2 separate regions of the Homo sapiens genome follow, and region 2 is linked to region 1. A link is a loop called in an ENCODE intact Hi-C map of the cell type or tissue named here. Cell type or tissue: MCF 10A. All regions are shown on one strand. Links, peaks and the distances in the headings refer to the core of each region. The heading gives the core; the rest is flanking DNA. Region 1 holds the start of LOC124900664 (a long non-coding RNA gene). Region 2 overlaps SLC2A9 (solute carrier family 2 member 9).

What was found. Peaks named below come from ENCODE experiments on the same cell type or tissue, not always from the same donor. Only the 100,000 strongest peaks of a DNase experiment are listed, where the experiment ranks them.
Region 2: a loop joins it to region 1, with 3 times the contacts of the local background. A loop is called at or near these places in 9 of 110 quality-filtered maps.

The regions. Positions count from the first base shown.
Region 1 is chr4:9,998,200-10,013,173 of GRCh38, forward strand. All of the region lies in intron 2 of SLC2A9 (solute carrier family 2 member 9), which reads right to left. SLC2A9-AS1 (SLC2A9 antisense RNA 1) reads left to right here. Exons shown (of 4, transcript NR_183862.1): 3 at 894-998; 4 at 5,929-6,700. It overlaps LOC124900664 (a long non-coding RNA gene), which reads left to right and starts at 8,281. Exons shown (of 2, transcript XR_007058026.1): 1 at 8,281-8,493; 2 at 11,359-14,974. RefSeq lists enhancers at 5,936-6,095, 7,736-8,935, 8,795-9,144, 9,425-9,474 and a silencer at 13,826-14,120. In MCF 10A, for the core only: no CTCF peak of the experiment used is centred there; DNase peaks (open chromatin) are centred at 8,192, 8,512, 9,002, 10,182 and 1 weaker place.
Region 2 is chr4:9,944,795-9,959,768 of GRCh38, forward strand. All of the region lies in intron 5 of SLC2A9 (solute carrier family 2 member 9), which reads right to left. Among named protein-coding and RNA genes, the nearest start is that of SLC2A9-AS1, 36 kb to the right of the region's middle. RefSeq lists an enhancer at 1-738. In MCF 10A, for the core only: no CTCF peak of the experiment used is centred there; no DNase peak of the experiment used is centred there.

The sequences.
Region 1 (14,974 bases), core at 4,533-12,532:
AGAGTTCAGTCCCCAAGGTACTTAGAGTTCCCTGTTGCTACCCAACGTGAGCCCGCAAACCTCAGCTGAGCCAGTATATGACACTGCAGAAAAAGCTTAGGTTCAGGTCGCTCAGACCTGGGCTCAAATCCCAGCACAACTTGGTAATGATTTAAATCAGCTGAACCTTGGTTTTCTTATCTGCAAAATGGGAATGATGACATTGACCTCTCAGGGCTGTTGTGAGGGTCAAATGAGAGCTTGAAGCAGTGGCCAGTACTTGAATGGAGCTTACACAATCCCACATAGACTAAAAATTAAAAGATCTGGTAAGACTGAGGAGTGACAAGCAGTGTGTTGTCTGCTGGTAGGAGTTTGACTTGTACAGCCATCTTGGAAAACAGCTTTGGCATCAGCTAGTCAAATGGAAGATGCCTGTAGCCTACAACTCAGCAAATCTACTTCTAGAAAACTCCCCTGAAAAACTGTTTCTGGGGAGCCCTAGGATATATGTACTCAGATGTCCATGGCAGCATTGCACATAATAACTCCAGACGAGAAACAGCCCAGGTGCCCATGGTCGATAGCAGGAATAAACAAATTGCAGAATCATCATCATATGAAACATCACAGCCACAAACATGAATGAATACAGCTCTGTCCAAACACACATGGGAAAACCTGGCAAAAATAACACCAACCAAAAGCAGCCAAAAACAAAACATACACAGTCTGATTCCATGTGTAAAACCCAAAAGTATGCCAAATTAAAATTTTTTGGAGAATTATATATAGACGGTAAAACTACAAAGAAAGAATTATTTCAAATGTCAGGTCAGGGGTCATCTCGGGGGATGACAGAAGAAATAACTGGGGAGGGACACTTGGTAGGTCCTTCTTTTTTTTTTTTTCAGGCTGGAGTGCAGTGGCATGATCACAGCTCACTGCAGATTTGATCCCCTGGGGTCAGGAGGTCCTGGTACTTCAGCCTCCCGAGTAGCTGAGACAGACGACTACAGGTATGTGCCACTATGCCTGGATAAATTTTTTTTGTTTGTTTCTTGTACAAAGGAGGTCTCGCCATGTTCCCCAAGGCTGGTCTCAAACTCCTGGGCTCATGCGATCCTCCCGCTGCAGCCTCCCCAGACCTTTTATTCTTAACCTGGATTGTGACATGAGTGTTAGATTTATACTCAGTCTTTAAAGTGTGTGTGTGTGTGTACGGGCACACAAGCATAATGCATATGTGTGTATTTTATATACTCTTTTGTATGCATAATACATGCTGCCATTTAACATGGAAAAGAAAAATGGTAGGAAAGTGTTCCAGGCAGAGGGAGAATTATGCCAAGACAGCAGGACAGAAGAAAGCTTGGGTGGCCATGGAATTGCAAGGAGGCCAATAGGGGAGGAACAGGACCAGAAAGGGAAGGAGTGGGCTGGATGAAGTTGGAGGGGCAAGAAAGGGCAGGTCATGTGGGCCTGATAGGTCATGGAAGTTAGCCTGGTTTTTACTTGGATTCTACTCTAGATGAAGTGGGAAAGTATTGGAGGGTTTTTGGCAGGGGGAGGACATGGTGTGGCTTGCATTTTCAGAGGATCCCTCTGGCAAGTGGATGAAAGAGGAGCTAGACAGGAAGCCAGGCACACTTGGGGGGCACTGCAGTGGTCCAAAGATCATGGTGGACTTCACTAAGCAATGGAAATGGACAGAAGTGGATGGATTTAAGATATATTTTGAGAGTAGAATAGGTAGGACTTCCTGGGTGATTGGCTCCAGGTTTGAGAACAGATGGTGTTGCAGAAAGTGAAAGAAGATCACAGAAAACTCCCAGATTTCAGACATAAGCAAATGGTCTGATGGAAGGAAATGAGGTGAGGAGGGGAGACACCCTCTGCTTGCGAGGTATTTATCTTCTTTCTGTTTTCTCTTTCTTTCTGGATTCACAACTATCTTACTCATAGCACGGAGTGAGGATAGAATATATTATCAATAGCTACAGCTATTTCTATCGATGATGAAGTTTCCAGACCTCAGTGCACAAGATACTGATCTACGTCATCCACTGACTCATTCAACAAACATGTGCTGAGTACTGGGCCCTGAGCTAGACACAGAGATAAATGGAACATAACCCTGGATCTCAAAGATCTTCCATCCACTGGAGCTGATAATGCATTGTATCATTTAAGGATGCTCTTGGCTGCAAGTAACAGGAAACCTCAACTCAAAATAGCTGAACAATGAGGACACCTACAGAAATGCAAATTTACAGGAGTGGTGAGCTTCAAGGATGGCCCATCTGGTGACTCAGTAATGGCCAAGAATCCAGGTGCCATCTGGTTGCTTCACTCTGCTTTCCATAATTTTGACCTCATCCTAAGACAGCATGCACTCACAATTGCAGGATGGCTCCTAGTAGCAGTTTTGGCTACATGCTTTTCTATTCATGCATGACTGGAGAGAGTAAGCTTGGCCTCTCATAGGTCTCTTGGTGCTAAGAGGAACTTTCCCGGAAGCTTCTAACAAACTTCTCTTTATGTCCTGCTGGACATAGTTGGGGCACAGATCCCTTACTAAACCAGTGTGGAATGGGACCCATCAGCCTGTACCTCTGCCCCTGAATTCCTTTCCTTTATCTGTTCCTCCCTACGTGAGTGAATGGGACCACCATTCTCCAGTTGCTCAGCCAAAAACCACGAAGTCATTCTTAACTCCTGCCCTTGATCCAATCTCCTCAACTAATCCACCCTCACTCATCCCTGACTGTTAGGGTTGAATTGTATCTAACCTCACACCTCCAGATTTATATACTAAAGTCCTAACTCCCCAAACCTCAGAATGGGTCCTTATTTGAAATGTGGTCATTGCAGATATAATTAATTAAGAAGAGGTCATATTGGAGTAAGGCCCACTCTACTCCAATATGACTGGTGTCCTTTATAGAAAGAGGACACAAAGACAGACACGGGTACAGAGTGAATTTTGTTCCCCTCCAAACTTCATATGTTGAAGTCCTAACCCCTAGTACCTCAGAATGTGACCTTATTTGGAGACAATCTTTACAAAGCAAATAACATTAAAATGAGGTCACTAGAGTGGGCCCTAATCCAACGTGACTGGTACCCTGATAAAAAGGGGAAATGTGGAGATAGACAGGCACAGGAGGAAGATGATGTAAACAGGCATGGGGAGAAGATGGCCATCTGTGAGCCAGAGAGAGAAGGCTGGAACTGAGCCTTCCTTCAAAGCCCTCAGAAGGAATCCACTCTGCCAACACCTTGATCTTGGACTTCTGACCTCTAGAACTATGGAATAACACATTTCAGTTCTTTCAGTCACTCAGTCCGTGGTACTTTGTTACAGCAGCTCTAGAAAAGTAATATATTGCCTAGCTTCCAAAAGGCTTCTCACCACTTCCACCATTCCACCACTCAACCGGTCCAAACTGCCATCCCCTCACTGGGGCTACCAGGACACTGATTCCTGAGCCTTCATCAGGGTGCTACCAGCAGCCTTCAGAATGGCCACTATGTTCTTTCTTAGTGGCTGGACATTTACCTGACATTGACCATTTAGTCAATGTCAAGGCTTTATGTCCTCTATTGGACATTTATCTGCCTTTTAGGCTCCCCAGCATCAGAAGCCCTCTTCCCGCCTGGGAGACTTTCCTGCCTCAGAATCCTGAGTGGGGAAACAAAGGACACATAACTACAGAAGCCAAACATGCCAGACACCCGCTCTCCCAGCATCCTCTGCAGCTGGAAGTGGACATGTGACCAAGGCTCAGCCAATCAGATGCTGGAACTTTGATCAAGGTGTTACTGGGGCTAAGACATGGGGCTGAGGAGGATTCTCCAGCAGCAGAGGGAGCTCTGGTGGGATTGGGTTTGGGGGCAGCAGCAGGGGAGCTGCAATGTCCTGTGCCAGCGGTGCAGTCAATGGCAGTGGTGGCTGCAGCGGAGCCCATAGGACCAGCTCTGGGAGTGATTTAGGGTAGTATCTCCAGCTACAGAGCTTCCAGGCCTGGCTCTCCAGCCCTCCCACTGATCCTGTGAGCAACCCACTCTTTTCAACAACTTTTTTGGCTTTAGTTGTTCCTTACAACTATGGAAATACAGAAACTCTAGCAAAGCACATAAATAATCTCACTTCACCCTCACGACAACCCTAGTGGTAAAAGCCCTCATTTACAAACAAGGGGCCTGAGAGTTATATAACCTGCCCACAGTCACGGCTTATATGCACTGGGAGGCTTTTGTGGTGGAGCTGCCAAACTTCAGGGCACAAATACAACTGCTCCACAAACTGAACTCTTGAACTTATGATTAAGATGTGAAAGTTAAGCAGATAAACCTAATGGTGCATTTATTGATTTAAGAGTAAATATTGGCTGGGTGCAGTGGCTCATGCCTGTAATTCCAACACTTTGGGAGGCCAAGGCAGGCAGATCACCTGAGGTTAGGAGTTTGAGACTAGCCTGGCCAACATGGTGAAACCCCATCTCTACTAAAAATAGAAAAATTAGCTGGGTGTGGTGGTGCACGCCTCTAGTCCCAGCTACTCTGGAGGCTGAGGCTGGGGAATATCTTGAACCCTGGAGGCAGAGGTTGCAGGGAGCCAAGATTGCGCCACTGCACTCCAGCCTGGGGGACTGAGCGAGACTCCATCTAAAACAAAAAAAAAGAGTAAATATCAACTATATCAACTAAGCCTTTGCTTGGGCTGGATACTCCGTCAGACCGTGGTGAATACAGCAGCAACCACCCCCAAGGAGCACAGAGTCTAGTGGGAGAAACAGTGATGATTGCTAAGCGCAAGGATTAGAGGGGCCACAGCAAGACAGGGGGTAGAGGCTGCCCCAGGAACTACTGCAAGTATGTACAGAGTAAAGACCCTTCAGAGAAGCTGGCATAAGTAATGAGTATCCAGGACTTCACAGACACCCCTCCTGCCACCTGATAAACAGGAGACCTCCACATGTGCAAGGTCACTCTTGCACGTGAACTTGCTCCCTATGGCACTCTTATAGTAATTCAAGCAATTGCAGCTGTCTTGCAAGGAGTCAGGCTAATACCCACCCTGGAAGGCCTCAGTAATGACTGGCTTCCTGGAATTAATGTAAGGAAATGAAAAGGATGCTGATTGGGAGGAAATTTTGTCTTTTCCTTTGTGTTGCACTGCATTCAGGAGCCTGGTGGGAAAAGAGAGGGTTTTCAGCTCACCCACTACCAAGCATTGCTTTGGGAGTCTGTGGAAGTTTCTTACTGTGACGTTGGGAAATGGCTGACAGAAGCCTCTATAGACTCTGGAGGGGCCAGAAGACTTGCTGCATAGCCTAGGCCCCCTGCAGGAACACTTTTCTCAAAAGTTCCCCGAAAGCTGTTTGCCCCAATGCTTTTGGCAACTGAACGTTTGTCTTCCAGGTCTGAATTCAGCAATAGCCCAGGTGAAAGGCCTTGTTACCACAAGGCTGAAGCCAGTGATGAAGTTTGCTCAGAGAATTCACTGCACTAACATTCCCCAAGCTTGAGATTTGTGAACCTCACCTATGGCAAAACATGACTGGTCATGCATGATACAGAATGGGTGCTTAAATAAGAATTCGTTTTGAGTTTCTGCTGTGTGGCAGTAACCATATAATAATAAAACAGGTAACCCACACATCATAGTTACAATATGCTCTGTACTATTCTAAGAACTGGAGGCATACTGACTCACTTCTTACCCTCCACAAGGGTACTATTTGTTACCTCTGTTTTGGGCAGATGTGGTATCTGAGCCACAGAGCCACAAGGGGCCCTCCCAAGCTCACACCATTGGCATGCGATGTCACCAGGACTCAGCCCCAGTGAGCAGGGATCCAGAGTCCATCTCTTAACCATTACTTTTTTCCAACTCTAAGTGTAGAAAATATAAAGATGATGATATCAATACCTCTGTTTTAGGGGAGAAGAGGAGACATGGAATGAAGATTGGTTGACTGCTAAGTATGTATCAGACATTTGGATATCTCATCTCATTCAACCCTTGTAGCCATCCTGAGAAGTTTCATTCACAACAGAGAAGTCTGGAGTGGAGAAACACATCCCACAGCCATGCCAAAGATGGTAGAACTGCAGGGCCTGCTAGACCTCACAGTGCTCTCCTCTTCCTGGACATACTGCCAGGCCACCTTACCCAGTTCCTTGCATCTAGGTGGGGCCATATGACTACTTCTCAAGCAAGGAGTGTAAGTACAAGGGACATGTGTGACCTCCACCAAGACGCTGAGAATGTGTTTGCCTGCTCCACGCTTGCTCCTGTCAGCTGGCCAGCCACAGAGGATCTAGCAGAGGACTCCAAAGTCCTAGAGAATGGTGGAACCACTTCACTTAAGGAACCTGGGTCCCTGAATGGCTTCATGGAGCAGAGTGTTCCTGCTCATCTCCTTCAAATGAGGTGATATAAATGGGAATTTTCACTGTGTTAAGCCACTGAGATACAGGGCTTGTTTATTACAGCAGCAAGTTTGCCCTGCTGACACAATCAACGTAACTACAGAGCCCATGCCATCACAATTGCACTGTGACCTGAGGCTTCAAGAAGGAGGAGAGATTTAGGCCAAGTCATGAAGGCTTGGAGATATAAACCTTTACCTAGAGCTTTCCTTTTATGTGTTGGGAGAACTCGATCCTGTTTGAAGAAAACAATCTGCAATAAAAATTTGCTTTAAGATCACTGTGGTAGGTAACCTCTAGGCCTGCTTTGGGACATCTCACTCATTCCTATCTTACTTGGGATTCCTTGTTTTACTTTTTCATTCAGCCAACAGCCACGAGGCACATTCTTGTATCTTTCTATCTGACTTTACAGGTCTGCTTCCTCACTACCAGGGGCCCAGCTTCCCATCCTTTCTTCTAGATACAAATTCTGCTGTTTCTTGCCTTCAAGGAGTTCAAGATCTAGTGGAGACAGTAGTCAAGTAAACATACAATTATAACATGGAATAAAAATGCCATGACAATAGGAAGCCAAGAAAGGCTGTGGAATCCAAGTCAAGCAAGCAAGAAGGGCAGACGGAGTGGGCTCAGTTACAGGACGACAGGCAGAGTTAACAGAATTCTTGAAGGTGCAGAAACCGGAGACCACAGGTTGCCACACAGGAGGTATAAAAGACGCAGTGGGTTGAAAGGTGGCCCAGTAGAAGGTTGGAGGCTGCCTGTACCTGGCTTTGCCTGCCAGCCTCAGGAGTCTACACAAAATTCCATGGGCACTGGGGAGCCATTGGAGGGTTTTAGCACGGAATTGATAGCTCTAATTTGTGGTTAAGAATGTTCTTCATAGGTGCAGTGTGAAGGACATTTCAGGGATTAGACTAGAGGATGCTAGGCCTGTTAGGAAGCTCCTGCAATTGGTATGAGATGATGAGTCTGATCAAAATTGTTATGAGTTGCTCCAGAAGCATTGATGTTACGGCTAGTACTAACTACAGCCTAAACTGCAAACAACTGAATAAAAGGCTACATGGTTAAAGCAAAGGAAGCTTAAGAAAGAGCCAAGAGTTCTGGATTTAACACTTGCTTGCATCACTGAGTCTTTCTGTGGCCTTGGGTGATCTTAAGCAATCTGTGTGCCTCTCTGGAAGTGCTGTCAATGTTAAAGGTAGTTGGAATTGGCTTTTTTCCACTCTCAGCTCTGCCACTTCTTTGCTGGGTGACCTTGAGTAAGTTACTTAACCTCTCTGCGCCTCAGGTTCCTCATCTGTTAAATCATTGCCCTCCTTGAAGAGTTACTGTGAAGATTTAATGAGAGAATGAAGATACAGCACAGTGCTGGGTCGATATGAAGTACACAATAAAAACCGGAAATTGGGGTGGTTGGTGGTAGTGTTGTTGATATTTTTACTGCTATATTTGTAAAATAAGGGGCCTAGGCTCATTTATTTGTCAGATTCAAGAATCCATGAATCACTTACCATTATCTCCCAGGCCAGGAACCTGGGGACCAAGCCTCTGGACATAAAATTGAACTCTGCAATTCCCAGCCAAGACTGGCTTAGAGCATCTCCAAATAATAAAAGAAATTGCCAGACAATGGGAGGCAAATTACCTCGTAGCCCGTTTAACAATATTAATGTGCCTTACTGATTCACACAGAGCCTCCCGTGAACTCACTTGGAACGATTCTCAGGAGTCCTGTAAAAATACACGGAAGTAACACTTGGTAGCTGGGCCAGAGTACACACACCATTGCATAAGAGAGGAAGTCATGCCACAATGCCTTAGGGCTTTATAAAGACAGTCTGCACCACTGAACACACTGGCACAGGGAAGAACGCAGTCCAGAAGTCCTTAAAAAAGTACCCATTGTTGAACCAGGCCCTCTGAAGTTAGGGCCCCACAAGAACAAAATTCCACAATCCCAGCAGTGCTACCTAATGTCGCCTGGCTCCCCGAGGTAAGGCCTCCTGTGTAGAAAAGAGCTCTCACAGCACGCCTGAGACTTCTCTTCCTAGAAAAGCCTGCTGCAGGGTAAGTCCCGGGCTTGCATCTGGGAACTTGGATGTTGGAAGGGTTGCCACCGTTCCCAGATCTGGTAAGAGTGACTCAGTGTACCTAAACTGTGCAAACAGTGTGGTTTATGCTGTCTCAGTGTGGTTTATATCTGCTTTCTTTCTGGGAATCTGGAATTTTCTGCTTGCCAAGCAGAGAGTGCCTATGTGACCACCCCCCGAGAAAAACCCTGGACTCCAAGTCTCTAATGAGTTTCCTTGTTAGACAAATTTCACAAGAGTTGTCACAACTCGTTGCTGTGGGGATGAAGCGCGTCCCGTGAGGCTCTGCTAGAAGAGTTCTTTGGAGCTTGCCCCTGGTTTCCTCTGGACTTCACCCCTGCACCTTTTTCCTTTGCTGACTTAGCATTGTGTTCCACCACTGTGATCAGTCATAGCTGTGAGTACTACCGCATTCCTGTGCCAACGCCTGTGACTCATGCCAGTGAATTATCCTACCTGAAGGTGGTGTTGGGTGACCCCAGTACACCTCCCTTGTCCTAAGGAAAAAACTCAGCTCCCATTTTGGCTTGACTTGAGCATTAGGTTTGCAGGTTTGTGGTGTTTTTTCCTCCTCCCCAAGTGATTCTCCCAGAGGAGCCTGGCTGACTCACTGGGAAAGAGGCTCCTGTGCCTCCAGACACCTGAGACTATTTTGTTCCCACAGTTAGCTTTCAGAATGAAATGAAACATGATGAAAGAGGAAACATCAATTACAAGCAACAGCCAGGCAAGTAAGGCTTTCAGAGCCTCCTGGGTTTCCCCTCAGCCACCTTTGCAGTGAGGGGGCAGCCAAATGCTTGGGTTTAATTAGTTGAAACATAAAGAAGGTAAGTTTCATTGTCTATTTGGCCCCAGGCAGAAGCAGAGAAGTGAATGCACTCCCAATATTATTCTTATTCAATCACAGTCCTGAGCCTTCCTCCTGCTGGAACATTCTTTTGAGAGGTTGCATAGCTGTGTTTACAGGGAACAGTGCATTTTCGCAGACTTGAGATGATATTTTGCTCTCCTTTTTGCATATCCTCCGGTTGGCCGGAATGAAAAGGGCAAATTGTTTTCATTACCAGTCAATTCACTTCTGGATGCTTGAGGTAGCAGGGGCCCCGTCTGCAACATCAATTCTGGAATAACTCATTTATAGAATGGGAATAAGAACCCCTAGCTTGTAGATGAGGCCGCCAGAAGGATGAAATGAGGTGTGTGAAGTCCCGAGCATGATGTCAGCATACAGCAGGTGCTCAATAAATTTCAGGGTCTTCCCCTATGGGTCAGAAATAGGGTGCTTCTAGTTTCACTTGTCTGGTTTGTTCACACCAGCTGTGCAACTCCAACACAGCCCTCCAAGTTTCCCTACCTCCCATCTTGCTGGATCAGCTATCCCCAGCTCTCTGGCTGCAGCAACCACTGCCCCCACTGCACTAAGCTGAGCTTCCTGGAGATTTGATGGGACCGAGTTCCTTTCCCCATTTGGCTCAACAAAGGCATTTTTCTTGGAGAAACTTTATGAAATGAGAAAATTCTATATCAAAGAGGCAGGCTGTCCAGCTCTAATCGCTGGGACCTCCAGGGCATGGTGCGGGGGGAGTTGGCACTCACAGCCTGGGACACCTGGACACCAACGCCCCAGGCTGGAAAAGGTCCCTGGGCCCTCATCAGTCAGCAGCTGTGCTGGCTCTGATCAAATCAAACCAAACCAAACAATGACTCACAGATCCCAATTTAAACAATGCAGCAGCATCTCATATTAGAGAAAAATTGGAAACAACCTCAGAGGCCCACATTAGGAAGATAGGACATCACAGGAGGCAGCTCCACACTGCTGTTAAACATCCTGGTGATGCAGAACTTCCAATAGCATAGAAAGGTGCTTACAAATAAATAGTAAGCCAAAAAAGAGAGTATTAAACAGTATATATGATGATCTTCAGAAAAAAGAGTGGATTTAGATGACACATTAAAAGCGGCCTCTGGATGGAGTCTGGGTTTTGACTGTGTTCAGGCCCAAGTGTACCATCTATTAGCTAGGTAGCCTTAGGCCAGTCACTCAATCTCTCCCTTATTTGTAATACAGGGTTATCAGCATAAATCTGCCATGTGGGGCTGGTATACAAATGAGAGAGATCATCTCTCACTCACAGAAGAATGTTTGTATGTGTAGCTTCATTATCAAATTTCTGTGCGGTGGTTTTTTTTTTTTTTTTTCCTAATGGAAGTCTGTTGCTTTTATAGTTACTGAGATAAAGTGAGACAAAAGCAAGAGTAAAACTGAAAAGAGCGGGGGGTGAGGGGACAAAACTCTGGGATTCAGAGATACCCATTTCATAGACATAATTGCCCGTTGTTTCTGCAGTGACACAATGCACAGGGTCCTCCTGTAATCTCAGCCCTCTTCCACCAAAGTCTTGAGCCCTGCTATGCCTCCCCCTCACCCCAACCAGAACTTATGTCGTTTGACACAGTCTCTGCTCATCATTCCCTCCTGGTTTCCTTGAGAATGGGTCTCAGGCCACACCAGAGGCACCTGCCAGGCGACATGCTTCTTTCTCTAAGAGCGCCTGGGTTCCCAGAGCAGCCTGCTAAGATGGCATTATGGGGTGGGATTAACTGAAAGCACCAGAACTTGCTTTTGGGTTCTCTCTCTGTTGGTTCACTTGAATCTTGTTTGATCAGGTTCTAACATCTGTGGCTAACTGGGCAGCTCTACCCTTATAGAGGGAAATGTTGATTTTGCTTTTTATTATCATTTGTTTATCTGCCTTTAGGGAAGGAGCAGACAGGAGAAAATAATAGAATATACCATTTATGCTGGGAAATGCATTGAGTCAACTTAATTGCTCTACAGAAACCCTGGGCTTAAATACTAACACCATGAAGGACAAGAGTCTGTGTCTCCCCTCCCAAGAAGACAAAACATGGCTAACTCAAAAACCACTGGAAAAGTGAGTAATTTCTTATCAAAGCCAAGCCATTCAGTATTATTTCTGTGGCTGCCAGTGTTGTTTCAAATAAGTCCTAATTTATATTGGATGGTGTGGGGCCAATGAGTTAGACTCCTAAAGTTAAGTTCTCATTCATTCTTTCTCACTCCTTCCTTCTCTCACTCACTAATTCATTTTACAAACATTTTTTGAGTATTTTCTGTTTATAATATGCATTTGTGTAATGTAAATCTTATATACACAGTAGACAACTGTATAATAAAGTTTGGCTGGCCTTTGTCCCTGGTTCTTGGGATGTAGCCTGTGAATTCTTGGGATTTCTTGAGTTATTCATGGCAGACCTCTCAGAATCCCTTGATAGTGTATGTTAACAAGATAACTCAGGATGGGGGTTGGCCATGCAAGAAAGACCAGCCATGTGATAGAGGGTTGGGGCTTTGAGCCAAGTGACATCAGCCCTACCTCCAGGGAAGAGAGGAGGACCAAAGATTGAGTTCAACCTTATGGCCAATGATTTGATCAATCACATCTACATGATGAAACCCCAATAAAAATTTGGAACACTGAAGCTTGGGTGAGCTTCCCTGGTAGACAACACTCTGTGGGAGGAGAGAGAACACCAGAGCTGGAATCCTTCCAGACCTTGCCCTGTGATCTCTTCTTGTGGCTTATTCTGATTCGTATCCTTTTTGCTATAATAAAGCTGTAATTCTAAGCATAGCACTTCCTGAGTTCTGTGAGTCATTTGAGCAAATTATCAAACCAGAAGGGGTAGTGAGAACCCCCAAATGTGTTACCATATGTTCACGGAACCCCTGAGCCTGTCGCTGGTGTCTGAAGTAAGGCCAGTCTTGTGAACGGCTGTGCTCTTAACCTGTGAAGTTTGGCCTAAATGGCTAGTTAGCATCAGGAGTCATGGCGAAGCTGTGTGCGAGGTACTTTGATAGACGCCAGGGAAACAAATGAACAGTATTGTTTTAGGTGACACTTTGATCTGTACAATCCTGACTGCTATACTTTTGCCAAGCCTCCAAGCATTTCCCCCAAGCTACAGGCCAGAAACTGCACAAACAGGCACCAAGTTCACTGTCTACCCTTTTGATTAGCCCTGAACTGTCCCGCCCACCTCACCTTCTGTTCCCCCAACCACTGCATTCCCTGTTTGCTTTCTAATTTTTATTTTCATTCATAACTCCTATTCAACACATTCATTATCTCAACTTTGGTCCTTTTTTCTTGGCGACTTTTCTTAATGTCCATCCCCCAGTGGTCGTTCTGCCTAGGCTGACTGTTCTCTTGGGCTCATTGCAATGTGGGATCCTCCTACAATCATAGGAAGTGCGTGAGTCCCAGGTCAGGAATCCATCCAGGTCCATCACCTCAATAGTTGCTTCTCATGGATCAGCTACTCTTGAACCCCTCACCCTTTGGCTTGTTTTTTGTCTTGGTTGGGCCCTTTTGGACTGAAGTCTGGGCTCCATACTGTCGGCCCTGCCACAGACCTTGCATTTCTTTAGAACATTGCTTCCAGAATCTTCCTGTAGGCTCTGTGGACAACACCCATGAGCAAGAGGAGCTTTGACTCATGCTTTGCCCAGGCACCACCATCCCACCCAGGCCTGTATCAGCCCTGTCTGCCCATTTCAGTCCCCAGAGAATGTCCCTTGGGGCTCAGAACCCCCCACTCCAGTCTGTGGGTCTCCATCCAGCCCTTAACAACCTCTCAGGTGGATTCTAGACACTGGGTGCTCACAGGTACCAAGAGGACATCTTTCAGCACAACTCTGGCAATCATCCCAGATGATTCTAGCAGTATAATGAAGCAGGTTCCAGGCACTGCAACATTTTCCTACTAAAGGTCAACGATTACAATGGCATAAATCTGAAGCCATTTTCAAGGATTCAGATTAGCACATTTGCATGCATGACTGTCTGAAAATTCAGGCTACATTTGATTGGTATGCAAATTAGCCCTAAATTTGGCAGTCTTTTACAATAACTTCAGGATGTTTTAGACAGACAGGTAAGTAAGTAGATGGATAGACAGAAAGATACAACTATGCCAATTGGAGCTAGTCACTGGAAACAGAAAGGACAAAGCCTAGACAATCAGCAATACATGAACAAAAGAAAGGAGATTAGAAAGCAAACATCTTCAGGAAGATTTAGGTGCTCCTATTTAGATGCTATGCAGCATAGGCTGTGGATTAATTATTCAGCCAGCCAGCCCTCTGCCCAGAGGTACTAATGACACAAGGAATCTACAAGAGCCTCCTCCCTTTTCTAAAACCTCTAGCACAGGGGTTAGCCAACAATTGGCCAGCAAGGGAAACCCTAGACCACCATCTGTTTCGTAAATAAAATGTTATTGGCACATACCCTCACCCATTCATTTACATATCATCTATAACTGCTTTATCTCTACATAGCAGAGTTCAGTAGTTGCAACAGAGACCATATGGCCAACAAAGAAAAACCACGCACTATCTGGACCTCCACAGAACATTTGCTGGACCTTCACAGAACGTTTGCTGATTCACAGAATGCAGCAGATCAGCCTAGTGGAACAGAAAGAAGGGATACTCAGGAATTAGACAGACCAGTGTCCAAGTCCCCATCTGTGAACATGGTGGAGGTGGTCCCAGAAGTTTTCCATAGGACAGACTCACAGCTGGCAATTTGTTTGAGAGTGAAGAGACCTAAGGACTTGCCTTGGACTCACTTTAAATTTAAATTTATCCATTTGCTCATTTAGCAAATATTTTTTATAAATGCTTACAATGTGTCAGACATTGTTCTAGGTGCTGGCACTGCAGAAGCAAGGACCTTTCTAAAGTGAAGGGAAGGAGGACAAGAAGTAAAGGAATATGTCATATCTCAGGTAGTGTTAAATACCATGAGGAGAAATAAATTCGGTGAGGGCTAAAGCGTGATGGAGGGGTGCCATTTTGGATAGGCTGGTCAGGGAAGACATTTCTGAGGAGGGGACGTCTGAGCAGAGGCAAGAAGTAATCAAAGGAGAGTGCACAGGAAAATCAAGGGAAGAGCACTGCAGCCAGCAGGAGCAGCACGCACAAAGGCTCTGAGGTTCCAGCGTGCGGTGTGTTTGAGGGGCAGCAAGTGGGGAGAAGTTTGTGTAAATGGAGAAGAGGGAGTGAGGGGGGAAATGATGATGACAGAGTGGTCACATCTGTCATGTGTCATGTGTCACGGCCCCAGGTACCGTGTAAGTCACCACAGTCTGGCTTGCTTTCTAGATATAGTGGGTTTTGAGCGGAGGGACAATATGATCTTGCTTCATTTGTCAAGGATCCCTTTGGCCTTTGGGTGGAGACTAAACTGTAGGAACCAGAGTGGAAACAGAGAAACCAGTTAGGGTTTAGTGTAGAGAATGAATAGAGCCTAGCTACTGTGGTGTTCATCTTGGTGATCAACGCACCAGCACAGCACAGATAACCCTGATTTTCAACAGCTAAGGACAATAAGAACCTCTTGCCAGTTCATGCAAAGTCCAGTGTG
Region 2 (14,974 bases), core at 2,829-10,828, 55 kb before region 1:
AGGGAGAGGTGTTATAGTTAGGAGAGATTATTCCCCTCACCTTCTACCAAGAAAAGTGTGACTGGGTGTGTGGGTAGGGTGTGTGTTGAATGAAGTGTTTCCACCCATATTATACATGTGGCCCACCCAAATAATAAAAATAGCTAGGATGACCTGCGCACACGTCATCTCAATGAGTAAGTGCCTAGCCTGCTCACTCATTCCTGCCGTGGGGCCACAATAAAGGCTCTGCTATGCCCTGTGCTTTATGGAAGAATTTCTGACAATGAACATGCACGTCTTCTCTCCCAATGACAGTGGTAAAGATGTAATCGCCATCAGCAACCCTTACTGAGCAGGGGCTTGCAGCCAGGATCAGGGCAACCTAGTGAGTGGCTATGGGCACAGCTCTCTTGCAGGCTGTCTGGATTTGAATTCTGCCTCTACCCCCACTCACTGTGCTGTGGGCAAGTTATCGAAATGCCTATGCCTCAGTGTTCTCATCTGTAAAATGGGGACAGTGACAACACGTATTCCTAGGGAGGATTTCTGTTGGGAGGATTTAGTCCATGAATGGATGTCGGGAGTGCTGAGCACAGGCCTGCACACACTGTAGGTGTTCAACAGGAAAGAGTGGCTTTTATTACTAAGCACATTGGATAGTTCATCTCTTCTCATCCTCACAATAGCTCGCAGACAGAGAGCCTGTGATTATCTCCACTATACAGAAATATTAACTGCAGCACAGAGGGGTTCAATAGCTCATTGAGGCCACAACTCGGTCATAGAGGCATGACTGGCCGCCAAATCTGGGATCCCAGAGTCTGAATTCAAATCCAGGAGGCCTGATAAGACATACCTAGTGACCAGGGAGGAGCCATCAGACCACCAGACTCAGGGGAAGGGCCAGGAGAGCTTGGTCTGAACTTCTACCATCTGACCCAGGCCTAAGACCCTCAGTGGCCCTTGATGGAGCTCCTGGGCACTTGGTCCCAACACAGAGCTGAGGCCTCAGTGTTTTACATTAGATGGGCATGGCCTGAAGGCAGAGACCTGCTAGCACACAGTAGTGGTTCAATACATGTCTATTGAAGGAGCAAATCAGCGTGGGAAAGGGCTTTCCTACACACTGGTCCCTTTCACAAACAGCGCTTGCCATTTTCAGACAGTGGCCTCTGAGTGTCTTTTTCAGGTGCTGTTCAAAAAGGAAGGCATGTTTTAAAAAACCGCATATTACTCGCCTGACACAAGACCATGAGGCGCCACCAAACGACAACCTCAAAGATGAGTCTTTGTGGTGTCGGTCCAGCCTGCTGGGTTTGGTAAAGCCCTAGAGCGTCCATCTAGGAGAACACAGGCAGAGTCTTTGCACCTGCTATTTCACTCAGGAGGAAAGAAAAGGATAGTCTTGTCAGCCAAGGTGATTTTTAACTCCCAGTCAGGTCAGGCGAATGGGCTTTGCAATTATCTTGTTCTATTATCTTGTTCTTTAATCTGCAGGTTTCCATGTTTTAAATAGACTTCCAGGTCATATTTCCCCCAAGCTATAGACTACTTTAGTCCATAAATAATATCATCCTGGACTATGATGAATCAGCAAAAAATGTTTAAGTAGAGTTGAAATCATTACTCTTACCCCAAGTCAAGTTCTTATAAAGGATGTTCCAATATGCTCATGGCCCCCAGACAAGGGAGCACGGTGAGGGGGTTGATGCTGGCTGGGCCACTTATGCCTCTGACAGCAAAAGGGCTCCAGAAGTGGCCATTGCTCCATGCTGCTGGATTGGAAAGGGGAAGAGCAAGCCCTACCTTACACAGCTATTTGGGGGATTAAATGAAATGCTCTTCTTTATATTTCTTCATATTTAGGCTCTTATTCTAATAATGGCTTACATTGATCAAGTGGGCTCCACGTGCCCAGCTCCCTGCTAAGTGTGTTACAAATGTAACCTTGTGTTACATAAGAACAGTCCAGAATGTCATCTAAATACAACCTTGATCTTTGTCTCCTTATTCCTCTAAAATTTAATCCCTGGGGCTTTATTTCCCTGCCCCATTCTAGGGGCTCATGTCTTTTCTGCTGAAACTGAGCAGAGTCCTATCCTAGAATCACAATTTCAATTTAGACATCAGAATTGCCAGTATAAAATAATAATCAAAATCAACTGAATTGAATGGATTGACTGACACTTCTTCCATCTCCCATACCCCTTCCTCCAAGCCTGCTTTAGGCTAGAAGCCTGCAGTGGAAAGAGCTGGGGTGGGAGGTAGATGGTTGACTTCTCTATTTCTCTCCTCCTTCCTACCCCTCTTCCCCAGGCTTGCTAGCCAGTGTCTGACCCCTCTAGGAACCAAGTGTGTGAGGCTGTACGTTGGGACTCTGGGGCCAATGGATGTGTAAAACTGATATTGTTTCCTCATGAGCACTTTCCGAGGGTTCTGGAGTGTCCCAACCTTGGGACCACCCACTCGTCCTTGCAGTTGTCCTAGCCTGCAGGTTTGCAGGTGCTCTTTCTCTGTCTCTGCTGCAAGGTGTACATCTCTTTCTGTCTCTCTCCATTGCAGCTCAAGGGATCCAGGGTCAAGGCTGCTCTGCATATTTGTGAAAGGTGCACCGAGCACTCAGCTCCCTGATAAGGGGGTGGGCTGAGGCTAAATCCAGCCCACTCTGACCCCAACCTAGGTGGCCATGAGGTTAGTGTATTAATATTAATCATGTTTTATGTGTTCTGTATTTTATTTCGCTTTCATATTGTATGACCTTTCTGATTTCAGAGAGACCGACCTTTCCCGAGCAGTTATTAATAGCAGCTCCCTAGCTATTAATAATTCCTAGAGCTAGTAAACAACCTGCCTGAGAGCAGGCCTTTCGTATGCAAACCCACCAATCCAAAGTCTATACTCCAATCACTTCCTTTATCAAACTCTCACACTCTGAGCCAACATTTCCCCTCCCACAGGCCACTCCAGAGCCAGGTATCAGACAACTAGGGAACAGCCCTGTAGCCCAGAGCCTGGCAACATGATCTCAAGCCTGCCTCCCCTGCTCACTCATTCCTGCCATGGGGCCACAATAAAGGCTCTGGTGCAGGCTGTCCCCTCCCTCTTTCTGCCTCCTGACTGACCCAGTGCTTCCCTGCGTGGTCCTGCATGGCGTGGTATGTCCCCTCCTCTAGGGAACTGTGAGTAATAAATTCTTCTTTCAGATAAGGTTGCCTCCATGTCCATCACCTCGCCATACAGGATTCATACAAATTCTGGGTACATTTTAGAACAGCTGGTTGCCCCTCCCACTCAGGCATGTATGTTCTTGCTGTAGGTGGCCACTTATTTCTTTCTAAACACCACCCCCCCACCCCTTACCTTCCATGACACACTCTCCCTGGTTCTCCTCCAGCTTCTCGGGATACTTATCCAAGGTTTTGAGGCAAGCCCTCCTCTCATTCATCTCACACACATCCCCCGGGTAGTGATTCTTGAACTTGGCTGCCCATTGGAATCACTTGGAGAGTTTTTACAAACTACTGATACTCATTCCTTACTCTCAGAGATTTGGGGTTAATTGGTCTGGGGGTGCGGCTTAGGTGCTGGGGTTGTTCAAGCTCTCCAGGTGACTCTAATGTAGAGCTATTTGACGGCCACTGTCCTAGGGCTTCCCCCACACCTGCGTCACCTGCAGTGAATGGTGGTGCATGGCCCAGAACTGACAAGCTTGACTTATAGCTGCTGGGAGCATTACTGGCTGTGGACCACAGCTGGGCCTGTCCTCTGGAATTGCCCTTGAAGGATGTTTCCTCCACCAAGGCTACCCAGCCCTCCCCAAGAACAAACTGCATCCAATGGCTGACTGATGTGGGGGCATAAAGTTCTGTTCCCCCACCTCCAAATTATCCCACTCTGATGGGCCATCCCAGCTCCAGAGCTCCCTGTGGGCTCAACTGAGACCTCTGTTGTGCTGAGGGTTGCTCACCTTTTCCCTCTGCTGAATCCTGGTCCCATCTCTTCCCCTGCAGGCACTGATCTGAGCTCATTCTCCAATCAGCTTCCTGCCCACATCTCCATCTCAGGGTCTCTTTTCTGGGGAACTCAACCTAAGACACATCTATGGGCCCATGATTCCAAATCTTCATGTCCATCCACACATCTGACAAAAATTATTTACTTGGCCAAACATTAGTCAGCCCATTGAAACTTCTCCTAGGCCCATCTGTGTACTTCCCTGTAAAATACAGCTTTAGCAAAGGACGCTCCTAGGCCATTTTAGCAAGAACCCCTTTCTGCAGCACATCTATCTACTCATCCTTTACCTTATAGCATTCCCTCCCGTGGATGACTTCTCTATCTGGTACCAATTTCCATTAAAGCACTTGTTATTCTGCATAGCAATGTGCTTTTTATGGGTGTGTTTCCCTATAGACGGAGCTCCTGAAGGGCCACCCATTGCCTTGTTCCTTTATTTATCTGCCCAGTGCCAGGTAAAAGGCAGGTGTTTAGTAAATGCCTGTTTACTGAATGCATGTTGGGGAGGATGAATGACAGCACAGATAAGAGATGCTCCAGCTAGATACAGAAATCCCTGAAACGACAGACACTCCTGCTCTTAAAATACTTTTTATAAAAATGCTAAAACTGTCCTATATGTTGTCCTATTAGAGGGCTGATGTTTTATAGTATTATAAATAATATTTTCCCACAAAGTATTATTATAATTTCTAGTCCATAGAAGAGAAAATGTAGACCTGTAAAGGTCAGGTAACTCATGCCAAGGCACATGAGAAATTAGGGGGTCTGGCAGAACAAGAGCCTGGCTCTTCTGATCCCTGTACGGGGCTCTTTCCTTGACATTATTCCTCAGATCTGCAGTTCCTGGAGCAAAGCACTGCTGCCTTGCCACCTTCCCTTCCCTCATGGTGGCAGCTGCTAGCTGAATAGGGAATTTATATGCAGATTCTATCAGGCTGAACCTGTCACACTCCTCTATGGCAGGTCCTATACAGAACTCATCAGTGATCACTCAAGCTCAACTCCAATAGCTCATGCTATTACAAAAACATCAAGATAGTGAAGCCTGCACTCACATTCCATAGGGTTGCTTTGTTACATCTTTGAATGCTTCCTGCTTGTTTAGCAGTGGGGCCTCACAGGGAAATAGTGACAGCCAGCAAATGTTCATGGAGCTTCTTTGACCTTACCGTCCCTCCCAACAACTGCCTCCTGGGAAGGACCCTGCTGGCCACAGCTTTACTGAATCCTGGGGTGGGGAGCATGTGGCTGGTCGTGTTTGCCTTACCAACCTTACCTGTTGGGCATGAGGGTCAATGTCACCCTCTCCACACCTGACCCCACAGAGTACAAGCCAGCTAGTAAGATGGCTCAATTCATTGCAGCAAATATGTTGTTCTAGAATTGCTATTTTTGGTGCGCATTCATGCTCTGATTCTATTTCAACACTAACAATAACAGGTATCTCAAGAACATGGGCTTTTGTGATTACCTCTCATTTTTCTCTGTTGGAAATAATAATGAGATGAACTTCCAAGGCTACAACACTCACCACACAAAAAGTGGTTTTGAGAATTGGATGTGAGAGAAGCACCCACATAGAGCCCCCCCATGGGTCATCTTTCAAGAAATGCTCCTTCCCCTATTCCTAAAACATTTTCTATTTTTCAAAGGGTTTGGATGTCCTCTGCCTTGCTTGGTTCTCAAGCAATCTTATGGGAAAAAATGCTCAATATCACTAATCATCAGAGAAATGGAAATCAAAACCGCAATGAGATATCATCTCACCCCTGTCAAAATGGCTATTATTAAATGACAGATGCTGGCAAGGATGCAGAGAAAAAGGAAAACTTAAACACTGTTCATGGGAACGTAAACTAGTATAGCTGTGAAAGAAAACAGTATGGAGAGATCGAGACCATCCTGGCTAACACGGTGAAACCCTGTCTCTACTAAAAATACAAAAAATTAGCCGGGCGTGGTAGCGGGCGCCTGTAGTCTCAGCTACTCGGGAGGCTGAGGCAGGAGAATGGCGTGAACCCGGGAGGCGGAGCTTGCAGTGAGCCGAGATCGCGCCACTGCACGCCAGCCTGGGCGACAGAGCGAGACTCCGTCTCAAAAAAAAAAAAAAAAAAAAAAAAAAAGAAAACAGTATGGAGATTTCTCAAAAAACTAAAAATACAATTACCATTCAATCCAGCAATCTCACCTCTGGGTACTACTCAAAGGAAAAGAAATTCATACGTCAAAGGGATACCTGTACTCACATGTTTATTGCAGTACTATTCACAATAGTAAAGATATGGAATCAACCTAAGTGTCCATCAATGGATGAATAAAGAAACTTTGGTATATATACATCATGGAATACTATTTAGCCATTAAAAAGAATGAAATCATGTCATTTACAGCAACGTGGATGGAATTGGGGGGCATTAACTAAAGTGAGATAAGCCAGGCACAAAAAGACAAATATTGCATGTTCTCTCTCACTTATATGTGGAAGCTAAAAAATTTGATCATATGGATGTGGAGAGTGTAAAGATAGATAACAGAGACAGAGAAGGGTGGTGGGGTGAGATAAAGAGAAGCACGCTGAAGGGTATAAAAAGGAATAAATCCAATGTTTGATAGCAGGGTAGGATAACTAAAGTTAACAAAAATGTATTTTATTCAGGTGATGGATACCTTAAATATTCTGACTCAATCACCACACAAATATGTGTAACAAAATTTCACACATACCCCATAAATTTGTACAGATAATAAAGAATTATAATTGCCATATCCCACTTAGGAAGGCTTGAGGAGTAAATGTCAAAATGTCAATATGGAATCAGAAAAGTTTATTTTTAAAAAAACAGTAATCATCTTTAGGAATTTGGCTTTTTGAGAACTGTCCTTTCTGTCTAAAGGAAATGTACTTCTTTCTAGAAGAATAAGCTAATAAAGATGTGAGAAATCAAATTTTATAAATGTTCCTCATTATTCTCAATGGAAAAAGGTGGTATGAAAGTTTTTGATATGGAATCTTTAAAAAGCTTGAAAAGTAAAATTGTCAGAAAAGGACAGGAAATTTACAAAAGATTCATTTAATGTTTGGATGAATGGTTGCAGAATTAGAGTAGGTATCAAAGCAGTGGGGTTAAGCTGACTGCCTGGAAGGCAGAGGCTAAAGCACTGTGGCTTCCATGTGCCACGGCTCAGCTCATAAGACTCCCAATGCCACAGAAGCCAAGAAAGAGAGTGCCCTCTGGAGTTGGCCCACCTCTGAGGTTGGGTCCTGAACCCTGGTCCTGCCACTTACTGATTGTGAGATAACAGATAAACCACTTCACCCCTCTACTCCTCAGTTTGCTCATCCGTAAAGTTTAGTCCACAGAGGAGGACCTCACATGCAGTAGGGGCTTTATAAGTGCTTGACATAATTCGAATATATGTCCCTGCCAAATATCATGTTGAATTATAATCGCCGATGTTGGAGGTGGGGCTTGGTGGAAGGTGTTTGGGTTATGGGGTTGGATCCCTCATGGCTTAGTGCTGTCCTCATGATGGTGAATGAGTTCTCCCAAGATTTGGTTGTTTAAAATTTGTGGCACCTTCCCTAGCCTTACTTCTGCTTTTGCCAGGTGATGTGCCTGCTCCTGGAGCCCTCCCCAGAAGCTGAGCAGGTGCCAGTGCCATGCATGTACAGTCTGCAGAACCATGAGCCAATTAAACCTCTTTTCTTTATAAATTACCCTGTCTCAGATCTGTCTGTCTTTTTTTTTTTTTTAAAGACAGGATCTCATTCAGTCTCCCAGGCTGTAGTGCAGTGACGCAATCTCAGCTCACTGCATCCCCAACCTCCTAGGCTCCTCCCACCTTAGCCTCCCGGTAGCTAGGACTACAGGCATGCACCACCAAGGCCAGCTAATTTCTGTATTTTTTGTAGAGATGGGATTTCACCATGTTGCCCAGGCTGGTCTCAAACCCCTGGGTTCAAGCGATCTGCCTGCCACAGCTTCCCAGAATGCTGGGATTACCGGCGTGAGTCAGGTGTTTACAGCCGTGCAAGAATGGCCAAATACAATGTTTGATAAATAATAGAAATAACAATGTCAGAGCTGTTTTGGAAGAGATTTCTGCATTCCAGAAGCGGTCGGGTCATTTTCTGCTATGGTCAATTTCTATTCACAGATTCTGTGATCTGAATGTCCTATAACTCTAACAAGCTGTAATTCTTGCATTGTAAGATGCTTTGCAAAAGTCCTAGAATCATACACTTGTGATTTTAATGTTCTATATCCAAGTTTCTCTGATTCACAAGTTCTGTGACTTTAATTCTTCAGATCCTAAAAGTCTTTTAGGAGGTTCGGATCGCATCTTGGTCATTCCTGACTGGAAACTGGGCAAAGTGGGGCAAGCTTAGCTTGTGCTGTTTTCCAAATACCCACTGAACCCGCTATGCCTCTTGGCCATGGGTAGGAGGTAGAGAACCAAAGCCCAGAGAGCCAGTGCTTCTCCTGAGGTAACATCATTGGGCAGTGACGAGAGGTCCCACACTGTATCATCTGCCTGTCTCAAATCTCAGCCACATGCTGTTGCTTAAAGAGCTGGAGCCACTGAGGGCCAGGTGGGCCCAGATGTGGGCACTGGTGCCTTGCCCATCTGAGTTTGAGTCCTCTCCTCACTGCACTGCCTGCTCCCTTGGTCATTTTGGACCTCAAATTTAAATTTAACCTCTATGAGCCTCACTTTCCTTATCAATAAAATAGAGATAATAAAACCTGCATTACTGGTTGTGCTGGGGATTCAACAGATTACATGCAAAGTGCTCAGCCTAATGCCCAGTTTAGGAGTTTTTTGTTTGTTGGTTGTTTTTTGAGACAGGGTCTCACTCTGTTACCCAGGCTGGAGTACAGGGGTGCAATCATGGCTCACTGCAGCCTTGACTTCCCAGGCTCAGGTGGTTCTCCCACCTCAGCTTCCTGAGCAGCTAAGATGGCAGGCATGCACTACCGTGCCCAGCTAAATTTTGTTTGTTTGTTTGTTTGTTTGCTTGTTTGTTTGAGATGGAGTTTTGCTTTTGTTGCCCAGGATGGAGTGCAACGGCAACATCTTGGCTCACTACAACCTCCACCTCCTGGGCTCAAGCAATTCTCCTGCCTCAGCCTCCCGAGTAGCTGGGATTACAGGCATGAGCCACCATGCCCGGCTGATTTTGTATTTTTGGTAGAGACAGGGTTTCTCCTTGTTGGTCAGGCTGGTCTCTGACTCCCGACCTCAGGTGATCCACCCACCTCAGCCTCCCAAAGTGCTGGGATTACAGGCTTGAGCCACTGCGCCCAGCCCTAATTTTTTGTAGAGATGAGGTTTTGCCATGTTGCCCAGGCCGGTCTCAAACTCCGGGGCTCAAGAGATCCACTTGCCTTGGCCTCCCAAAGTGCTGGGATTACAGGCATGAGCCAATGTGCCCAGCCAATGCCCAGTTCTTAGTAACACTCACTCAACAGCTGTCACTGTTACCATTTCACACAGCCCAAAGGGCCTGGCCACAGACATGGGGCTCCCCACTGGAAGACTTGTCTGCAACTATATTTGTTTGGACCTAGATTGGGCAGGAAGGGGCAACCCTTGCTCCCCACTCCTCTGGGCTACATAAAGAAGTCTTTGCCTACACACTACTGACCTCCTGCTCTGCCCTAACTTCACGACGGAGTTACTTATGGGGTTACTGGGTGACAGCCATTGGTCTATACTGGCTGGTGGCTGGCATGTGGAGCCATACATGCAGGGGGTGAGACCTTTTTCTCCCTCTTCCTCTGGATCTGGGTGTGGTAGCGGCCCTGGGTGAGTGGGTGTCTACAGACTCTACAGACCCAAATGTTCCCTTGGGTAGAGGGTGCAAGGCCCAGACAAGACCTGCTTCCTGCTCACCTAGCCAGGACCTACCATGACCCCTGATGAGTAAAAGAGGTAGTGTCTGACCCCTGCCTCTGTTATAGTGGGTAGTCAGGCATTCCCCACCAGGAATGTCAGGTGGCCATCAGGTGATGGTCAGGCAGTTGTTAAACTGTCTCTCTAAAATAATAGTTGGTCACAGCTGGCAATTATTGGGAAAGGCAGTCAGTCTCCCAATAGAAAAAAACCTAAAACTGGTGATCATAAGCTTCCCGACAAGATCTCAGGAGTTGGGCGAGTGGGCTCAAGCATATGCACGAAGAGGCAAAATGGCAGAGTTTACCTGGTATATGGCCTTCCTCTGGGAACTTTTGACTGGTGAGGGAAAAACGCCTCAAGTCAGCATGTGCACAACGTCAGTAAACACACGGCGTGTGCGGCCCCTCCTAAGTGCTGGCAGGCCACTGTGCATGCAAACAGCCCAATCCAAGGGGAAGAATCAGGGAGAGGAGACGCAACCCCCTGGAAGCATAACATATAAAACTCCAAGTCGGCCGGGCGCGGTGGCTCACGCTTGTAATCCCAGCACTTTGGGAGGCCGAGGCGGGTGGATCACGAGGTCAGGAGATCGAGACCATCCTGGCTAACACGGTGAAACCCCGTCTCTACTAAAAATACAAAAAAAAATTAGCCGGGCGTGATGGCGGGCGCCTGTAGTCCCAGCTACTGGGGAGGCTGAGGCAGGAGAATGGCGTGAACCCGGGAGGCGGAGCTTGCAGTGAGCCGAGATTGCGCCACTGCACTCCCGCCTGGGCCACAGAGCGAGACTCCGTCTCAAAAAAAAAAAAAAAAAAAAAAAAACTCCAAGTCAAAGTTCAAACCGTGCACTTGATCTCTCAAGTCGCTCCCTTGGTGCTCTCCAAGTGTACTTTACTTCCTTTCATTCCTGCTGTAACGCTTTTTAATAAGCTTTCACTCCTGCTCTAACTCTTGCCTCAGTCTCTCCCTCTGCCTTATGCCCCTCGTCAAATTTTTTCTTCTGAGGAGGCAAGAATTGAGGTTGCTGCAGACCTGTATGGATTTGCTGCCGCGGACACCTCTGTCTCTCAAAGATTCCAGATTTGGGTCAGTATTAACCTTTTGAGCCCCACTGGACATTCTCTAGGGATTCTTATTCAGAAAGTCTGAGGTAGGGCTCAAGCATCTGGATTTTTTTTTTTTTTTTTTTTTTTTTTTGAGATGGAGTTTCACTCTTGTTGCCCAGGCTGGAGTGTAGTGGTGCAAACTTGGCTCACTGCAACCTCTGCCTCCCATGTTCAAGCGATTCTCCTGCTCCAGCCTCCCGAGTAGCTGGGATTACAGGCACCCACCACCATGCCCGGCTAATTTTTCGTATTTTTAGTACAGATGGGGTTTCACCATGTTGGCCAAGCTTGTCTCAAACTCCTGACCTCAGGTGATCGACCTGCCTCGGCCTCCCAAAATGCTGGAATTACAGGCGTGATCCACCCAGTGAGCATCTGGATTTTTAAAAAGTATCATCGGCCGGGTGCAGTGGCTCACGCCTGTAATCCCAGCACTTTGGGAGGCCAAGGCAGGTGGATCACAAAGTCAGGAGATCGAGACCATCCTGGCTAACATGGTGAAACCCCATGTCTACTAAAAATACAAAAAAAAATTAGCCGGGCATGGTAGCCTGTAGCCCCAGCTACTCGGGAGGCTGAGGCAGGAGAATGGCGTGAATCTGGGAGGTAGAGCTTGCAGTGAGCCAAGATCGTGCCACTACACTCCAGCCTGGACAACAGAGCAAGACTCCATCTCAAAAAACAAAAAAACAAAAAAACAAAAAAAAGTATCTTCGGCCATTCTGATACACAGCCACCTCCACCTATGAGCCTCTTCTCTGGAGGAATTGAGAGCTTTGTTACCAGCGGCGTTCACATAGAGGCTGGGTGCTATTTGAGTCTCAGTCTCCCATTTATAATATGAATGTCTCAGGCTTTCCTTAAAGGGTTTTCTAGGGCTAGCATTTCAAATTGTGATCGTTCTAAAATTTATTCATTTGAAGTTTCCTGGGTGCCTTTTGTGTATTGGGTACCGAAAAATTTTTTTAAAACTTCTTGATAAACAAGGCAGATTGTCCATGCCGATTTATCTTATCCATTCCTTAAACGTGGCAGTACAGACATTTCAAAGGTATTAACCACAAGGACATGGGAATGCAAGAAATGGCAATGGTGAGCAAGAGGTTTTTAGCCCAGTTTTAGAAGATGGAATAGCAAAGTGGAGGAAGTGGCACTCGGAGCCTCTGTGGGGGCACTGAAGGGAAGTGAAGACATTTGCCCCAAAGACCCCTGGTGGCTCAGCATGGAGGACCCAGCAAAGACAGGGTGAGGGTGGGAATGAAAACAGAGTTTTGGTGGCAGGCCTTTAGCCTCATGCCCTTTATTCACTTCTTGATGGGAACCAGAAGATGGGGTTCATTCTCACAATCAATGGAACCACAGTCATTCCAGGCTTGGACATACCAGATACAGCAGCAAAACAGGAGGCCAAAAACATGAAAATAAATCTCAGAGCCCTCAGTAATCAGCAGTGAATCTTTTCCCAGAATAGGCATCTCCCATTCTTTGGAGGAGAATCCAAACCTCCAAAGAGAAAAGGCATTCACACACTGACTTGTGGGGCCTCCCAATACAAATCCTGCTCACGCTGTCATCACTCTTGAGTGAAGCCTTGTCCCTCACCCACAGCTTTTGCTCACCTTCTTTTTAAATATGAATGGGAGAACCACACTTTTGAAAAAGTGTCTAACACAAAGGAGAAAGGCAAAAAGAAACCAACAGAAAGATAAAGCAATCTGGAGCAAAGAGACAAAAATGTAGCAGCAGAACAAATGCAGGGGGCAATACACCCTATCAGTAATACCCTCTAAAATATAGTTGTAAATATTATATCTAAAAAACAAGAACAGGACTCCATGTAAAATGAACGGGGACAGGGGGAAAGCCCTTAGAAATTAAAAATATGATAAAATAATAAAAATACAGTGGACAAGTTGGAAGATGGATTTGAGAAAATGTTCCATAAAGAACAAAATGATAAAGAGATGAAGGAAAGGACAGAAAATACTAAAATCAAACTTAGAAGAGCAGCCTATTATCTGACTGCAAGGAGTTTCAGAGAAAGGAGCAAGAATAGAAAAATGGGAGGTTAGGAGAAAATTATCAAAGAAGTAACATAATGATCTAGAATGAAAGGAAATGAGTATTGAGAATTCTGCACAACTGAAGAGAAAGATTCTCACCTATGGAAGTAATCATACAATTTCAAAACTAGGGATAAATAAGAAGATTCTAAAAGTTAACACAGAAACAACAGTTCACATATAAGTGATCAAAAATAAGAAAGGCATCAGATTTCTCATCAGCAATGTCAGATGCTACAGGACACTGAAGCAATGCCTTCAAAATTCTGAGGAAAATTATATTCATACAAGAGTTCTATATCTAGCCTAACTATCTACTGGGTATAAGTATAGAATAAAGACATTTTTAGACATGGAAAGTCTCAAAAGCTTTGTCTTCATTGCATGTTTTCTTCTTAAGAAAGTACTGCAGGAAATGATTTAGCAAAACAAGAAAATAAACCAAGAAAAAAAGGATGAGTTCATGTACTTTGCAGGGACATGGATGAATCTGGAAACTATCATCCTCAGCAAACTAACAAAGGAACAGAAAACCAAACACCGCATGTCCTCAACTCATAAGTGGGAGTTGAACAATGAGAACACATGGACACAGGGAGGGGAACATCACACAATGGGGCCTGTTGGAGGTGAGGCCTAAGGGAGAAATAACATTAGGAGAAATACCTAATGTAGATCACGGGTTGATAGGTGCAACAAACCACTATGGCACATGTATACCTATGTAACAAACCTGCATGTTCTGCACATGTATCGCAGAACTTAAAGTACAATAATAATTTAAAAACAAAACAAAAAACAAGAAGAGGAGGACATAGGATCCAGGAACCAGTGGTTTCTACCCAGGAGAGAGGCAAGAATCCCAGGACTGTTCTGCACCAGGACCTGTCCAGAAAAGACCCATTTAGACGAAAGCAACAGGCTAGAGGGCTGAGGTACAAAAATAAAGTGGTAGAACATCTGTGATATACTTAAGAATTTTGTAAATTTATTACCAGGTGTTTAATGTTGGAGAATTTGAAAAAAATTAATTGTAGGTAGTTAGAAAACTAAGCAAATAAGAAAATAAAAACAATGATGGAATTAATAACTCCAGGAAAAACAAAAGGTTGTACGAGAAAGGAAAGTAATCGGTAAATAGTCATACCAATATAAATGTTAACCAGTGAACTAATAAAAAATTGTACTATATGTGTATTGGTAGGTTAGAGAAGGGGAAGGGAGGGATGGTGCTGGAAGAATGCTAAGGCAGGTGGATCACTTGAGGTTAGGAGTTGGAGATCAGCCTGGCCAATGTGGTTCGAGATCAGCTTGGCCAATCTCTTTAGTGAGATTTAGGCCAATCTCTACTAAAAAAAAAAAAAAAAATACAAAAATTAGCCAGGCGTGGTGGCGGGGGCATGTAATCCCAGCTACTCTGATGGCTAAGGCAGGAGAATCACCTGAACCTGGGAGGCAGAGGTTGCAGTGAGCTGAGATTGTGCCACTGCACTGCACTCTAGCCTCGGAGATACACGAAACTCTGTCTCAAAAAAAAAAAAAAAGAATACTGAGGCCTCAATCATCAGATTGATGTCTCAATCTTAGACATCAATGGATAATATCTAAAGAAAATGAATTTAAAAGTTCTATCATCAATTATTTTAAAATATGGTGGAATTATCAAATAACAGGTAAAAGAGTTGTAAGAGATTGCCTCTGGAGAGCAGACAGGGAGCTTGAGGGGGTGGGACGATGGACCTCTGTGTGTCACTATAAGCCTTTTAGCAGTATTGAATTTTTTCAATCATTTGCTTGCATTGTTTTGACTAAAATAATTTAAAATTTAAGACAAAGATTAGTTGAAATATGAATACTTTTCCTTTGGGGTTCCCTTTGTGGAGTTTCAAGTGCCCCTTTGAG